2 separate regions of the Homo sapiens genome follow, and region 1 is linked to region 2. Evidence: chromatin loops called from intact Hi-C (ENCODE). Cell type or tissue: dorsolateral prefrontal cortex. All regions are shown on one strand.

Region 1 (8,000 bases), 860 kb after region 2:
TGCTTAAAGAGATCTGGTAAAAGCACCATCAGTGTCCTTTACTGGGGACATGAAAAAGAGGGTCTTGGCTGGGTGCGGTGGTGCATGCCTCTAATCTCAGCACTTTGAGAGGCTAAGGTGGGATGATTGCTTGAGCCAGGAGCTGAAGATTAGCCTGGGCAACATGGCAAGACTCTGTTTCTTAAAAAAAAATACAAAAATTAGGCAGGTGTAGTGGCATGCAACTGTGGTCCCTGCTACTCGGGAAGCTGAGGTGGGGGTATCTCCTGAGCCCAGGAGGTAGTGAGCTATGATTACACCACTGGTCTCCAGCCTGGGTGGAAAGCGAAACCCTGTCTTGAAAGAAAAAGAAAAGAAAAGAGAAAAGAAAGAAGAAAAGAAAAGGAAGGAAGGAAAGAACAAGGAAGGAAGGAAGGAGAGAAAGAAGAAAGAAAGAAGAGAAAGAAAGAAAGAGGAGAAAGAAAGAGAAGTCTTCAGCAAAAGAATCAGTCAAGCAAGGGCGTGGAATATGATGTGTGCTTAGAGGGATAAGTGCAATTTTACTGGAATAATAGGGTGAATAGGAAGAAAAAGGCTAAAGACCTAAAGTGGTCGACTTTTGTGGTACCCAGGAAAAACTCCTTCAGTAGGCTGTCTCAAGAGAGACAGGAATCCCATAGAAATCTTATGGAAAAATCTACAGTACATCGATGCTTCATGGAGGCTTTTCTGGATGGTGATTCAGGGTCTAGGTGCTGTAGGTATCTCAGTGGAGGACCAATGGGTTATTTTAGTTCTCTGAAGATTTTTTTCTCACCTTTTCTGATTCAAAATCTGAGGTTGACCTAGCAAACCATCACTGACCTAGTAGGAGCAGAATATTTTGTATCAGCACATTTCTTAATTTGCTGAAAAACTGTGGGCCTCCTTGGCCATCAGCTGTCACTGGGAATATAGATTAATATGTTATTGGGTATAACGGGGAGATTAAAGGGAGAAAGGAAGTAGTGGCCATAGTCCATGTGCCATGATTGACCAGAATAAGCTTTTCTGGAGCCAGGTCAAGAAAATCCTTGTATCAGTCATCCATGGCTGTGGAACCAACTTCACAGGGCCATGCAAGTGGTAAGTGAGTAGGGTGAGGCCAGTGAGGTGAGTGTAACAACAGGGGCATGCAGTTTAAAGAGACACTTACTCTTATGTCATGGAAGTGCAAATGAGGCCTCCTTGAATTTTGCACCCTAGGTGCTTCACCTCCCTCAACTTAGTCCCAGCCTCAAAACTTAATAGTTTAGCTCATGTACCTGTGAGTTAGTACTTTGGGATGAACTCAGCTGGTCAATTCTTCTCACTCCCAGTGAAATCCAAGGCCCTGTAAGCTCTAACTTGCTCGCTCTCCAGCCTCATCTCCTGGTCTATACTAGGCTTGTTCATGTGTCTGTGCTCAGCTGGGTTTAACTGGTGGATGACGGCATTGGCTGTAATATTTGGTTGTGAAAATTGTCACTCCAGCAGCTAGAGGAAGAAGGACTGGCAAGGTGAGACTGGAGGTAATAATAAATCAGGAGCAAACAAAAAATGAAACCTGTAGCAAGAGAGTAGTAGGATGGAGAAGAGAGGAGGACCGAGAATATTTAACAAAATGAATACGTATTGATAATATAGTTGGCATGCTGGAAAAAAAAACCCACTGGAATTTCAGATTAAATCCACTCCAAAGGGAGGGATTCCAGTTTCAGTTAGGTCCTAAATTCTTCCCTCTGCCCATGGCTGTTCCAGCGTTCACTTTCTTCAACTCTTCCCAACCTCATTGCTACTCACTCTCAGCCAACAATCTCGCTTCCTTATTCATGAAGAAAATTGATGTCAACAATGGTAAATCAACTCATCTTCCGTCTGCCTCCATCTACTCCCCGCCCTTCTTTCCACCTTATCTCTGTCCGCCCCCACCGTGGCTATTTCCCAGGGCTCTCAGAGGGCAGTCTCTTCCTGTCCAAGCTTAAGGCCTCTTCCTGTGATCGCCATCCCATTTCCTCCCCTCTCCTTGGATCTTTCTGCAAGTCCTTTTACAAAAAGTTATGGTCCCTGTTCAGTATTATGGGGGAGAAAGGCATTAAATGTACTATAATATATTGTAGAGGCATACTTTCAAAATTTCTGTTATGGGTGTAACTAGCAAATAGTCAAGTACTAAAAAAACAGTTTGGACATCTTATACAAATATGGGAGCCAGTTATGAAGTTTCTTTGTTTCTGATTTTGACTTTGGAACTATACGAAAAGTGTTAACTCTTCCCTGAATCCACACAGCACATTTTTTTTTCTTCTGGATAACTCTGGTATTTTACCTGAAACAATAGGTTGTCAGTGAGATGCTCAGGGGCCTGAAGGAGATAGAAATACTGGAAGAAGATCAGAGAGTAAGGACAGACATTACTGAGGGAGTGGGAGGGATTCATTTATGTAGAAACATGAAAGCAGAATTAACTAGGCAATGACTAATGATATGATAACTGTCTACAAACACCAAGCGTGTATGATGTGAATGCCAAGAAGTCAAATTGCTTCACTCGGCACAAAGATACAATCTGTACAGTAACACAGTAGACAAAATAAATAGAGCATCCTGAATTACCATCACAGAAAATTCCCCCAAATAAGTAGAAATCGAAATGATTTAATGAAGACTACTTCATTTCTTAGGACAACTCGCATCCATCCATCCATCCATCCATCCATCCATCCATCCATCCATCCATCCTCCATCCCTTTCTTCAGTAAACTTTAAGTACTTAAGGAGCTACAAAGGAACCAGCTCTTCAGCTTTCCCCATTCACACCTCATGGGCCCCAGCCTCTATCCTTTCCTTTCCTTCATTGCCTGAGTGGCCTTCCTGAATCATCTTTATTGTTACTTTCCAACAAAAGCCAAAAAATTATTGCTAAAAAGGCCAAAGCAATAGATAGCATCTTGATGTATAAGGAAAAAAAAATCCACAGCAGCCTTGACATGGCATTCAAGGCTACTGTTGATCCTGGAGGAGGCATACCAGCCTAGAGAGTAAGCATGGGTCAGTGCAGTCTATCACCACTACTCTGAAAGCACACCAAGAGTTGTGTCATTGACTCCCCATCACTTACAAATTCTCCCTTTCTCCTATGTGATACTGACTCACCCCTCCTATCATCATCTTCCGAGATCAATGGGGCAGTGGTAAGCCCATTTCTAAACAGTGGTACTGAAAGTGTCCCTTTTCTCAGGAAATTTACCATCGACATCACTGACACTAAGGATTAAATAATAATTTCCCAATCACGCATTTATTCAATAAACTCATATTGAGTGATGGCATTGTGCTAGGTTCTTAGCTGCAGTCTAAAAGCCGGTGTCACACAGAATGCCAGGACAGAGTCTCATCTTCAAGGAATCATTTCGGTGCTGCTTGCTCCACTAGAGACAATCAGTTTGGAGTTGTATTTTATTTATTTATTATTTATTTATTTATTTATTTATTTATTTATTTTTGAGACAGAGTCTTGCTCTGTCGCCCAGGCTGGAGAGAAATGGCGTGATCTCAGCTCACTGTAACCTCTGCCTCCCGGGTTCAAGCGATTCTCCTGCCTCAGCCTCTCAGGTAGTTGGGATTACAGGTGTCCACCACCATGCCCGGCTAATTTTTGTATTTTTAGTAGATACCGGGTTTCGCCATGTAGGTCAGGTCTTGAACTCCTGACCTTAGGTGATCTGCCCGCCTCGGCCTCCTGAAGTGCTGGGATTACAGGCATGAGCCAGCGCGCCCAGCTGGAGCTGTATTTTACAAAGTGTCAGTGTCTCAAAACCTGCGGTGGACTATAGATACAGGTCATAGGAGTTACCTGTGTGGATGGGATAGGGCCAAACAGCAATGAGTTGGTAGTTCGGAGCTATTTTAAGAAAAAAATCCGAGAAGTTTTAGTTTATTGTGGACGGGTGGGGATTGGCGGTAGAAAATTACTAAATTTATTAGAAAAATCAAGGAGAAAGTATCATTCCGTGAATTCCTGCAAAGGCGATCGACCCAGGGAATGGTTGGGGCATTCTACTTCCAGAAGAACACTCAGCATCTTGAACAGGATGAAACTGGAAAGTATGGATAAAGGAGTAGACTGCTGAATTTTTCAAACAGACCTTCCAACTTTCCAAAAAGAAAAATGAACATTCAGTATTTAAGGGGTCTTTATTGCCATCAAGTGGTGGAAACAAGGATAGCGCTAAAAGAATTTAATATGAATATTTTTCTAAGCGGCAGGGAGGCTGGAAGATACTAACCTTCAAAGTAATTACTGGGTTTAAAAGCCTTTATTTAATTAGGGTACTATCACAATTTTGTAACCTTTTCTGTATTTATAAGTTCTATATTAATTATTCTCCTGATTTCTACTCCTGGCTCTATTGTGCAATCCCTGTAGCCCTAGTTGATGATGGTTATATCATTGGAGAAATGCTGCCACCTTGTGGGAGATGTGAAAAGAAGTCCCGAGAGCAAGTGAGAAATCACGTATTAACTTTGTGAAGAGAAACTTGTACTCTTTTAAGTAGGAATTTATCCCTGAGTAAAATTGTCAAGCCAGAAGAATTAATCTTTAATATTTCTGTCCTCCCTTTTTTTGTAGGCAAATGGCATACATTACTTTTCAATTGTTCTTTGTTCACTTCTGTGTGACTTTGGGTAATTTGTTAGTTTCCTTATCTGGAAAATGTGCAAATGGGCATAATAACACGTATAGAACAAAAGAAGTATTATTTTCCTTTATTATTTGCCTCTTTTTTTACACTAAAGTGTGTGTGGCTGCTGTGCTATTTTTCCTCTTCTTTTTCTTTACTTTCTTTCCTTCTTTCTTTCTTTTCCTTTTTCTTTTTCTTTCTCTTTCTCTTTTCTTTCTTTTTTTTTTTTAAGAAGGGATCTCACTCTGTCATCCAGGCTGGAGTGCAGGGGTGTGATCTCAGCTCACTGCAGCCTCAATCGCCCCGGGCACAAGCGATCCTCCCACCTCAGCCTCCAGAGCAGCTGGGGCTACAGGTGCATGCCACCATGTACAGCTAATTTTTTTGTATTTTTTGTAAAGGCAGGTTTTTGCCATGTTATCCAGGTTGGTCTCAAACTCCTAGGCTCAGACAAACCACCCACCTTGGCCTCCCAAGTGCTAGGATTATAGGTGTGACCCACCGTGCCTGGACTTGTGCTGTTTCATAGTCATGGCAGTCCATAAAATGCAGAGCAGCAAAAATACATTTTTATTTTTGTAAAGGAACATACTTTTCTAGACCTTGAATCCTCCTCATCCCTCTCTCTGACAATTTCTAGTTTTTTGAGCCCAATTAAGAAGTTTGGTCAAATTGAAGATTCGTCTAACTCAGCTCCTGTTTAAATCCTCCACTTCTACTTCCTCCCTGCAGGCTGCGTTTTGTAGGTCGCCACTTCCTTTGGTGCTCCTCATACACACAAGGCAGATCCTGAATGCAGGTGAGGCCGCGAGATCCACAAAACACAGATTTCCCATAAAGAGGCCAGGGACACAGTCCAAACCTTATCTACTTTAGAAGAATATGGAACCCCTGCTTACATATTACTTTTCCTCCTGTTTCTTTACAGTGGTAAAGGGAGCAATAGATTGTCAAACTGGAAAAATATCTCACATGAAATTTTAGTTTTTGACAACGAATAAGAAACAGGGCCATTGATTTCAATTTTCTAAAGTTAACACCTCTAAAAATGATAACCCCTGAACTGAAAACCTAGAAATCCCTCCAGGACTGAAATTTCCCAAAAGATTGCCCTCATTTCCCACAGGTCTCAAGTGCTGCCTTCTTTCATCCTTAGGTAGTTAAGGAGAAACACACTTCCCCACATCAGCCCTGGCGGGTATTGAAGGGCTCTGGAGGTTCTGGGAGATGTCCCCTCTCCACCTCTCCCAAACATCCAGCAGAGGAGGCCAGTGCTTCTTCCATCAGCCTGGGATCTCCTTAGATCCACCCCCACTTCCATTTTCACAGTATCTTTCCTCCTTGTGATTTTTGGCCTTGCTTCTCTTCAACTGACAACATCTAAGAACTATACAATCATAGACTTTTCATATGTATATATGGAACGTGTAGAAAATAGAAAGCCTTAGTCTTGAGTTATAGGTAAATACAGAAGAAAAAGCAATTACATGTTAAAGCCATTTCTGTATCAAGTATAGCAATTTCTGTGAGATAAGGAATGTGCTTAGGTGGGATATCTGAAGTCTCAGAAAATTACTTCACAAAGGTTAAAGCATTCTCTGGGCAAGGCGAGTGGATGTCGTGGTCCTGCTTTGTCAACTGTTACATGGTAGTGTTTTGTTAGTACATAGAGGGCATGGCCTTCAGGGAGAGGTGGTCTCCTCCTCAGGGAAACCTAGTCTCCATTACTGCCTCAGTTTCCTGGTTTCTCCCTGAATGATATTCCAAATATCACAGCGTGCCCACCCTTGGGCCCAGTAACCCCTCTTGTCTCCGTCACTCACAAGTCACGTAGGGAAGCATTCCTCAGATCGCTATCACTTAGTGGCAAATGCAGTTTGCCTCCCACTCAATTCCATCTCTGCAGCCTATGGTCTTCTGGCTTCCTGGAAACCAGAATCAATCAGATGTGGATCAGATGTGGATCGTTTAAGCAGGAGGTATGCGCAGTTTCCTTCCTAGGATGCTGGGGCCAGGACAAGTCAGCCTGCACTAGCAAGGCACATGTAACACATATGCTCACACATGCCCCAGATTTTAATCCCATAATCTGGGTCAGGATCTGTTGTCATGAACACGAGAGACCAGTTGCCATGTGCTTACTCTTTTCCAGTGTACTGGAGCAGAATTACTGTAAGCCAGCGATCCTGACCTGGAGTTCATGGCTGGGTTTCAGAGGACCTGTGATCTTCTGAAATGGTATGTAAACTCTATGTGTATGTGTATGTGCCTGTGTATGTGTTTTGCTATGTCTATATTTCTGAGGAGAAAGTCCACGTATTTCATAGAGTTTTTAAAAAGATTTGTAATCCCTCAAAATGTTTGAGGTCTGCTAAATGGCTTCCCAGAGTGTAAGAATTTGGTCCTCTTGGGACCCAACTGTCCCATCTACCAAAGGAAAAAATGAAACATAGCCCAACATCTACGAAGCATTGAGTGTGTGCCAGCCATGCCCATATAGCATATCTCATCTAATCATCTCACCAACCATGCAAAGAAAGCATCATTCCCCTGCTCTCAGACCAGAAAGTGGAAGCCCACAGAGGTCAAGTAGCATGCCCAGCAAAAGCTGGCATTCAAACTAGCATTGCCAGGCTCCAACACCCATGTCCCAGCCACCACCGCAGCACTCTGATTATCTTTTGTCCTGCTTGGATTTCTTTCCTTCCTTCCTTCCTTCCTTCCTTCTTTCCTTCCTTCCTTCCTTCCTTCCTTCCTTCCTTCCTTCCTTCCTTCCTTCCTTCCTTCCTTCCCTCCTTCCTTCCTTTTTCCAACTCTCTCTCTTTATTCTTGTTCTTTAGCCACCCTTCTGCTTTGCGGAAATCAAATCAGTCCATTCCCATCTGACAGGTGTCTGCCCCTTCCTTCACCCTTTCTTGGCTTACCACAGAGTTACACACTGGTGGCCCTTGGGTCAACACTGCCCTGCAGTTGTTTTTTTTTTTTTTATGATGAACAATGTTTTGCTAATATTTAGAAACTGGAAAAATTCACATAAAAGTTTGGATTTCAAACTGATTTTGAGAAAAATCAGAAGATCTAGCAACCCCAAGCCCACAGTCTCTCTTGATAAAGGGACGTTGGGCTGAGTTGGTGGGGCTTGTGTTCTCCATTTCCCTGCAGTCCTCACCACTCCCTCTCTGACCCCTGCATCGCTGTCCTGTGTCATCTGCTGGGGGCCTTTGGCATCTGAATTTTAACTCATTGTTTCCTCTCTCCCTTCTCTGTTTCCTCTCTCCCCTCCTTCTGCCTTGCATATTCCTCAACTGTGGGCTCTCC
Region 2 (8,000 bases):
TATCAACAGCGGAGGCTGCAGAACAGCAAATTTTGCCGCATGATCTTTCCTCTGGAAGCTTTGTTCCAGAGGGGCACCTGTCAGATGCCAGCCAGTGCTCTCCTGTGTGAGGTGTCTGTCGGCCCCTACTGGGAGGTGTCCCCCAGTCAGGATACATGGGGGTCAGGGACGTACTTGAGGAGGCAGTCTGACCCTTAGCAGAGCTTGAACGCTCTGCTGAGAGGTCCGCTGCTCTCTTCAGAGCCATCAGGCAGGGACGTTTAAGTCTGCTGAAGCTTTGCCCACAGCTGCCCCTTTCCCCAGGTGCTCTGTCCCCAGGGAGATGGGGGTTTTATCTATAAGTCCCTGACTGGGTCTGCTGCCTTTTTTTCAGAGATGCCCTGCTCAGAGAAGGGAAATCTGGCAGTCTGGCCACAGCAGCCTTGCTGAGCTGCTGTGGGCTCCACCCAGTTTGAACTTCCCAGCAGCTTTGTTTACACTGTGAGTGTAAAACCACCTACTCAAGCCTCAGCAATGGCAGGCACCCCTCCCCTCACCAAGCTGGAACATCCCAGGTTGATCTCAGACTGCTGCTGTGCTAGCGGCGAGAATTTCAAGCCCGTGGATCTTAGTTTGCTGGGCTCCGTGGGAGTGGGGCCTGTTTAGCCAGATCACTTGGCTCCCTGGCTTCAGCACCCCTTTCCAGTGGAGTCAGCGGTTCTGTCTTTCTAGCATTCCAGGTAACACTGGGGTATGGAAAAAAAGAACTCCTGTAGCTAGTTCGGTGTCTGCCCAAATGGCCACCCAGTTTTGTGCTTGAAACCCAGGGCCCTCGTGGGGTGGGCACCGGAGGGAATCTCCTGGTTTGCAGGTTGTGAAAACAGTGGGACAAGCATAGTATCTGTGCCGGCGTTCCTCAGGCTCAGTCCCTCACGGCTTCCTTTAGGTGGGGGAGAAAATTCCCCGATCCCTTGCACTTCCCGGGTGAGGCGATGCCCCACTGTGCTTTGGCTCACCCTCTGTGGGCTGCACCCACTGTCCAACCAGTCCCAATGAGATGAACCAGGTACCTCAGTTGGAAATGCAGAAATCACCTGCCTTCTGTGTTGATCTCACTGGGAGCTGCAGACCGGAGCTGTTCCTATTTGGCCATCTTGCCACAGAATCCTACTGCCAACTATTTTATAAGACTTACTGAATATCCTTTCCCCACTCATTTTTTTTTTTTGAGGGATGGGGTCTCACTCTTATCACCCAGGCTGCAGTGCAGTGGGGTTATCATCACTCACTACAGCCTCGAACTCCTGGCTCCATCCTTCCATCTCAGCCTCCCAACTAGCTGAAATTATAGGCATGAACCACTGCATCTGGCTTCCACAGTAATTTGAAATGCCACTTTTACCGTAGGTTAAAGTCCCATATATATATATGACTTTATATATATATATGACTTTATATATATTGTATATTGTTCTATATATATATATTGTTCATTGGACTTTAGGGTTGATTTCTGTGCTCATTTCTGTGCTAATATCACAATGATTCGGTAATTGTAGCTTAAATGACTTTACATTTAACAATTTGGAGATAATTAATATATTTACAATATTCAGTCATTGAGTCTTCCCATCTAGAAACATGAGTTGTCTTTCTGTTTATTCTACTGACTTCCTATGATCTTTTTCATAAAGGCTTGACAAATTTTTGTTACATTTATTCTGGGATATTTTGGCTGTTCTTGTTAATGGAATTTGTTCTCCATAAGGTTTTCAAACTGGCTAATTTTGGCATGTAGAAAATCTATTAGCTATATTTAATTATTTGCATATAGTCCGTGCTCCATTATATTTTAATTTCCTTAAGGCCAGCGGCTTCCCATAGAGCTCAAAGAGCTTTGCTCAGCATGAACATGACATAGGATACTATTGCTGACTGTCATATTAGTCTTTTCCACTATGCTTAGCAACCAGTGGAGGAAACCTCAGGTAACAGTATTTGTGGAAACTGGATAATGATTCAAGGTAGCGTAGTAAGAAGACACTGAAGGGACTTTGGCATCAAGCATACCTGGATTTGAATCCTTACTTTGCATCTCTGAACTACACTTTGTTCCTTAGGCTCATCTCTGTGCCTAATTCATAAAATGAGCTAAGGCATATAAAGCATAAAGCATATAGTGACTGGCCCTTAGTAGGTGTCCATAATGGGGGTAGCCGTAACAGATGGCAGTTATGATCATGATGGTTTCATATTTTCATGTAACCAAATCTATCCATTAAGATGCACATTACATTTTTTTTTTAATTTCTTCCTTTTCTTTTTTTTTTTTTTTTGAGACCAAGTCTCACTCTATCGCCCAGGCTGGAGTGCAGTGGCACGATCTCGGCTCACTGCAACTTCTCCTCTTGGGCTCAAGCGATCCTCTCACCTCAGTCTCCCAAGTAGCTGGGATTACAGGCATGCACCATCCCACCAGGATAATTCTTTGTATTTTTAGTAGAGACGGGGTTTCGCCATGTTGGTCAGGCTTGTCTCAAACTCCTGACCTCAAGTAATGCGCCCGCCTCGGCCTCCCAAAGTGCTGGGATTACAGGCGTGCACCATCATGTCTGGCTAATTTTTGTATTCTTTTTGTAGAGATAGGATTTCATCCTGTTGCCCAGGCTGGCCTTGAACTCCTGGGCTCAAGCAGTCCTCCTGCCTCAGCCTCCCAGAGGGCTGGGATTACAAGCATGAGCCACGGCACCCGACCCACACCTGGGTCTATATTTACAAAACTTTATGGAAGGTATATTAATATAAATAATAAAAAATCTATAAAAAGAGTTATTTGAAGTGTTGGGTGTGTGTGTGGGGAAGGGTGCGTGTGAGATGGGCTGGTCAGGAACACTACAAACCTGTGATTACAGAGTGGTTGTATCAAATATTTCCTTTGACCTTCAGAAATACCATATATCCCAAATCCAAAAACAGTCATTTGCTACCTGAACCTTCTGCACCAGCTACCAATTGTGAAACTCAACATGATGGGCTTCTGTTCTTTGCCTAAATCATGGTGAAAACATTCACACAAAGCCATTAGTTCTCTCTCTCTCTGTGTCTCTCTTTCTTTCGATGAGGTGTCTGTCACCCAGGCTGGAGTGCAGTGGTGCGATCTCAGCTCACTGCAACCTCTGCCTCCCTGGTTCAAGCGATTCTCCTGCCTCAGCCTCCTGAGTAGCTGGGACTACAGGCATGTGCCACCATGCCTGGCCAATTTTTGGGGTATTTTTTTTTTTTGTAGAGACGGGGTTTCACCATGTTGCCCAGACTGGTCTCGAACTCCTCAGCTCAAGCTCGAACTGCCTCAGCCTCGAGTGCTGGGATTATAGGCGTGAGCCACTGCACCGAGCCCAAGATGAATATTTAAGAAAGTCCAGCCTGGACTGTGTGAGGTACCTCTTTATACGTTTAGAGGACATGTTTGAGTCATCATTTAAGGCATATGTTATAGGAATTTTCTAAAATTCTTCGTTTTGAAAAGTGTGTTATATGTCAGTCTCCCCTCACTAGCTTGTAAATTTCCTGAGAGCGGGGACCATGTATTACCAAATCTTTTTATCCTCAGTACCTCACACAGTTGTGGACACAAATTAAGTGGCTGCATTTCATAGTATGAAGTACAATAATTTATTTAATCATTCCCTTCCTGTCTCCACTTTTTTTTTATAATACAAAAGAGGTTGAATTTTCATTTTTTGCTAAGAAGTATAGCCAAATTTAAGACAGCATGTACAAGTGGGAAACATTGCTGAAGGCCACCCAAATGTGGGCATTGTACTATCCTGTGGTTGTTTTAAATGTAGCTGGCATGTGAGAGCCAGCAGAGGGAGCACAGAGCACAGCGTTGAGGGAGAAAGCAGCCTACAGTTGTGCTAGGGAAGAATTGAAGAGGACACTCAGGGATTTTACAGAGGAAGGAAATGAGAGCTGGGAAGAAGGTCATTTCTCATCTTCATTCTTGTCTGCCTTGCTCTCTTTTGTAACTCATTCAGGCTCAGACAGGCTTGTTCTTATCTTTTGTCCCCTGCACTGCAGCTTTCCACAGCCCATTCCTGTCCTTTAGTTAATTACACAAGAAGACCCACAAGTGCCATCATGTTCTCCACGCTGGTTTCTTTTTGGGCCAGCTCAGTTACTTAGCTCAGATGCAGCGGGTAAGTATTGGTGAGATTCCCAGAAAAACACTGAGGAACCCAGGAGCCTTGATCACACATCTGTACTGAATAAAGCCAAGTGGGGACCTGAAGGATGGGAGAGAGGACTGGGCTTAGCTCATCTCTGCACTAGGATTTAAAGAGGCAAATGAAGCCTGGCCAGGGGAGTGCTGTAGGGAGTGGGGTTTCTGGAGAGAGGAAGGAATACCACTTCCTGTTATATTGTCTTGCATAAGCAGATCTGAGGCAAGCACAGAACCACATGTGACATGTCCCCGGTCACAAAGAAGCCAATGTAGACTGGAGTTTCTCAGCTTTTCCTGTGCAATACTAGAGTGTTAATAGGTATTCTGTAAGAATAAGATTTGTCATCAAATGTGTGTGTGGATTGAAAAAATTAAACAGTTTTCTTTACTGTGGGAGTCCTTAGGTCCTTCATTAGGCATGTTAATATAGTTGGTGAAATTCTGATAGAAGGGGCTATGCTATGTGGGCTTTCCCAGCTTATGTGGACTGAATTTATTTTATTTTATTTTATTTTAGAGACAAGGTCTCACTATCTTGCCCACACCTGAACTCCAGTGCTCAAGCAATTCTCCCACCTTAGTTTTTTGAGTAGTTTGGACTATAGGTGCATGTCGTCATGTCTGGCTTAATTTTTAATAGATGGTATCTTACGAGATGAGTATACTATGAATTACATTTTGGAAAGTGTTGAAACAGATTTGCCTAATGTTTAGGAAATTAGGTCATTAAACCATGAAATACAGTCGTAACACTTTCAAAAGGGCACTGTCTTCTAAGGTCTCCCGTGGCTTTTCATTCCCAGGGAGGTGTGGAGGGGTAGGATGGTGAAGGGAGGCATATCAGAATCCTGAGTGGGGCTTTTTGAAATCTCTTCCTCTCAGTTATTTCAATAACATTCTTACTATCTCTTCCTCATAGTTGAGGACCTTTTGAATAGTGAGCCACTGCTATTACTGGAAATGATTGCATCTCTCAGGTGTATTGGAGGAGAGAAAGCAATTGTAAACCATTGTTCTACAAGTTGAGTCAAAAATTCTCTACATGGCTGGGCATGGTGGCTCATGCCTATAATCCCAGCACTTTGGGAGGCTGAGGTGGGAGGATCACTTGAGCCCAGGAGTTCAAGATCAGCCTGGGCAACATAATGAGACCCTATCTCAAAAACAAACAAACAAACAAACAAACAAACAAAACCCAAATTCTCTACATGTTGTTTAAGGTTTTCTATTGCATTCTCCAACTCCAGTGTTTTCCTTACTTTAACCTTCTTCTCCTCCCCATGTTAATCACTACCATAGCCAATTTAGTTTACTCACTTACCTGAGATTATATTATGCCAGTGACAGACTGGAAGCTTGTGGTTATACAATCTTTCCCATGTTCTCCTAATTCTTTCTCCATCTTTCAACATCTAGCTTAAGTCTTACTTCCATCTGAGGTCTCTGGTAATCTACAAGCCTACATCACCTAATTTTTACATTATTGGCTTCTGTCATTAATTGCATACAGCTGATTCTTTGTTATCAAATTTATTTGGTTTCAAAAGTTTGTAAAGTTGATTGTTTGGAATGTAGAGCACATTTCTCTGCAGCAATATTGTAGCTAAGTCAAGGCACATTTGCAGTAAAAATAGTAGAAAGCAATCTCTAGCAATTAAACAAATCAGAACTCTAGTAATTAAACAAAACAGGGAATCAATAAGACTGAATTAGCTTATTCTCATTTATCTTGGGGTGCTGGTTTTTAAGGAATAGTAGGTTTAATTAAAAGAGGATGAAGAGGTATTGGAAATTCATGGATATTCTGAATGGGCCTTATGGGGCAATTTCACAGAAGACATGGGCTCTTTGTTATGTCTTCATTATTTCGCAACCTGTAGCCCTCCATTTCCATGATGCTGATATCTAGCTACTAGTGCTTTTGTACTTAGCCACGATTTGGATTATTTTTGTCTTAAAAAACATTGTGGGAGAATGTCAGCAAAAATGGCTGAGTAAGGACCTCTCAAAATTTTCCCTTCCATAAGAGAAATGAAAAAACTGGCAAAATTATTCAGAATTAACATTTTCAGAACTCCAGAAATTAACTAACAGCTTGTAGCAAACCAGGGAACATTTATTTAAGAAAAATGGCTGCATCTCAGTAAGAACAGTGAAGTCTGTGGCATTTTTTTTTATTATACTTTAAGTTCTAGGGCACATGTGCACAACGTGCAGGTTTGTTACATATGTATACATGTGCTATGTTGGTGTGCTGCACCCATTAACTCATCATTTACATTAGGTATATCTCCTAATGCTATCCCTCCCCACTTCCTCCACCCCACAACAGGCTCTGGTGTGTGATGTTCCCTACCCTGTGTCCAAGTGTTCTCATTGTTCAATTCCCACCTATGAGTGAGAACATGCGGTGTTTGTTTTTCTGTCCTTGCAATAGTTTGCTCAGAATGATGGTTTCCAACTTCATCCCTGTCCCTACAAAGGACATGAACTCATCATTTTTTATGGCTGCATAGTATTCCGTGGTGTTTATGTGCCACATTTTCTTAATCCATTTGGGTTGGTTCCAAGTCTTTGCTATTGTGAATAATGCCACAATAAACATACATGTGCATGTGTCTTTATAGCAGCATGATTTATAATCCTTTGGGTATATACCCAGTAATGGGATTGCTGGGTCAAATGGTATTTCCAGTTCTAGATCCTTGAGGAATTGCCACACTGTCTTCCACAGTGGTTGAACTAACCCTAGTCCCACCTTCTACTTTCCAGCTATGCAATAGCCTTAAAAAGTAACAACCCATATTTTTGGGGGCAGCCACCAGAGTGGGTCTATAACTCTTTCCAAGCCTTGTGCTCTAAGAATTGTCATCCAACTTGTCTGATGGTTCCCTAGAAGACCCCACCTATAAGGCTGACTGAGAACTCACTCAGTGTTAAGTCCCTTTCTGTCCTAGGGGGCATTGTAAAAGACAATTGTAGGCAAGTGTTTTAACTTTGCCTACAAAGTTGCCTGAGGTGATGGACAATAACTGGGGCAAAATAGACTAACAAAAAGCTTAAAAGGACTAACTGGAGAATGAAATATGCATAGGGGCTTTGCAAAGCTTTAATATATTCCTGGTATCTGGAAGGTCATTTACATGAAAGGGCTGTAAGCACGCTTAGAAAAGAATTGAGAAGACTCTAAGCTAAGCTCTCAACTCTGGTTTATCTTGAGATTCTGTACAAGCAGGAAGTGAAGGCTAAGGTGGAGTTGTAAGATTTTCTAGTTTTAAAGGTGTGCACTAGTACCCATACAAAGTCACTCAGAAAACTCTGGGAGATGTATTGGTTCCAGATGTAAGGAAATCTCTGTTTAATCATTAGCTTGTCAAAAGTTAACCAAGTAGAGACAGGAACATGGCAATGAATACAGACTTTACAGAATTAGTTCTGAATAGTCACTAAAACAAACAACAACAATTCCTGTAGATGAGGAGGGAGGGATCTGATTGTAAGAGTTGTAACATTATATTATTATATTTTTTTATTTTTAATGTGTTTTTTTTTTGAAATATAGTCTCACTCTGTTGCCCAGGCTGGAGTGCAATGGCGCGATCTTGGCTCACTGCAACCTCCATCTCCCGGGTTCAAGCGATTCTTCTGCCTCAGCCTCCTGAGTAGCTGGGATCACAGGCACCCGCCATTATGCCCAGCTAGTTTTTGTATTTTTGTAGAGATGGGGTTTCACCATGTTGGCCAGGCTGGTCTTGAACTCCTGACCTCAGGTGATCTGCCCCCCTTGGCCTCCCAA

The links. Peaks named below come from ENCODE experiments on the same cell type or tissue, not always from the same donor. Only the 100,000 strongest peaks of a DNase experiment are listed, where the experiment ranks them.
Region 1: a loop joins it to region 2, with 14 times the contacts of the local background. A loop is called at or near these places in 92 of 110 quality-filtered maps.

The regions. Positions count from the first base shown.
Region 1 is chr4:81,402,438-81,410,437 of GRCh38, reverse strand. No RefSeq gene overlaps it. Among named protein-coding and RNA genes, the nearest start is that of RASGEF1B, 65 kb to the left of the region's middle. In dorsolateral prefrontal cortex, CTCF peaks have their summits at 4,124 and 4,380; DNase peaks (open chromatin) are centred at 3,757 and 4,463; H3K4me3 peaks cover 779 bases.
Region 2 is chr4:82,264,619-82,272,618 of GRCh38, reverse strand. All of the region lies in intron 1 of LOC105377308 (a long non-coding RNA gene), which reads left to right. Among named protein-coding and RNA genes, the nearest start is that of HNRNPD, 110 kb to the left of the region's middle. In dorsolateral prefrontal cortex, CTCF peaks have their summits at 3,649 and 3,851 (motif pointing right); a DNase peak (open chromatin) is centred at 3,838; H3K27ac peaks cover 796 bases.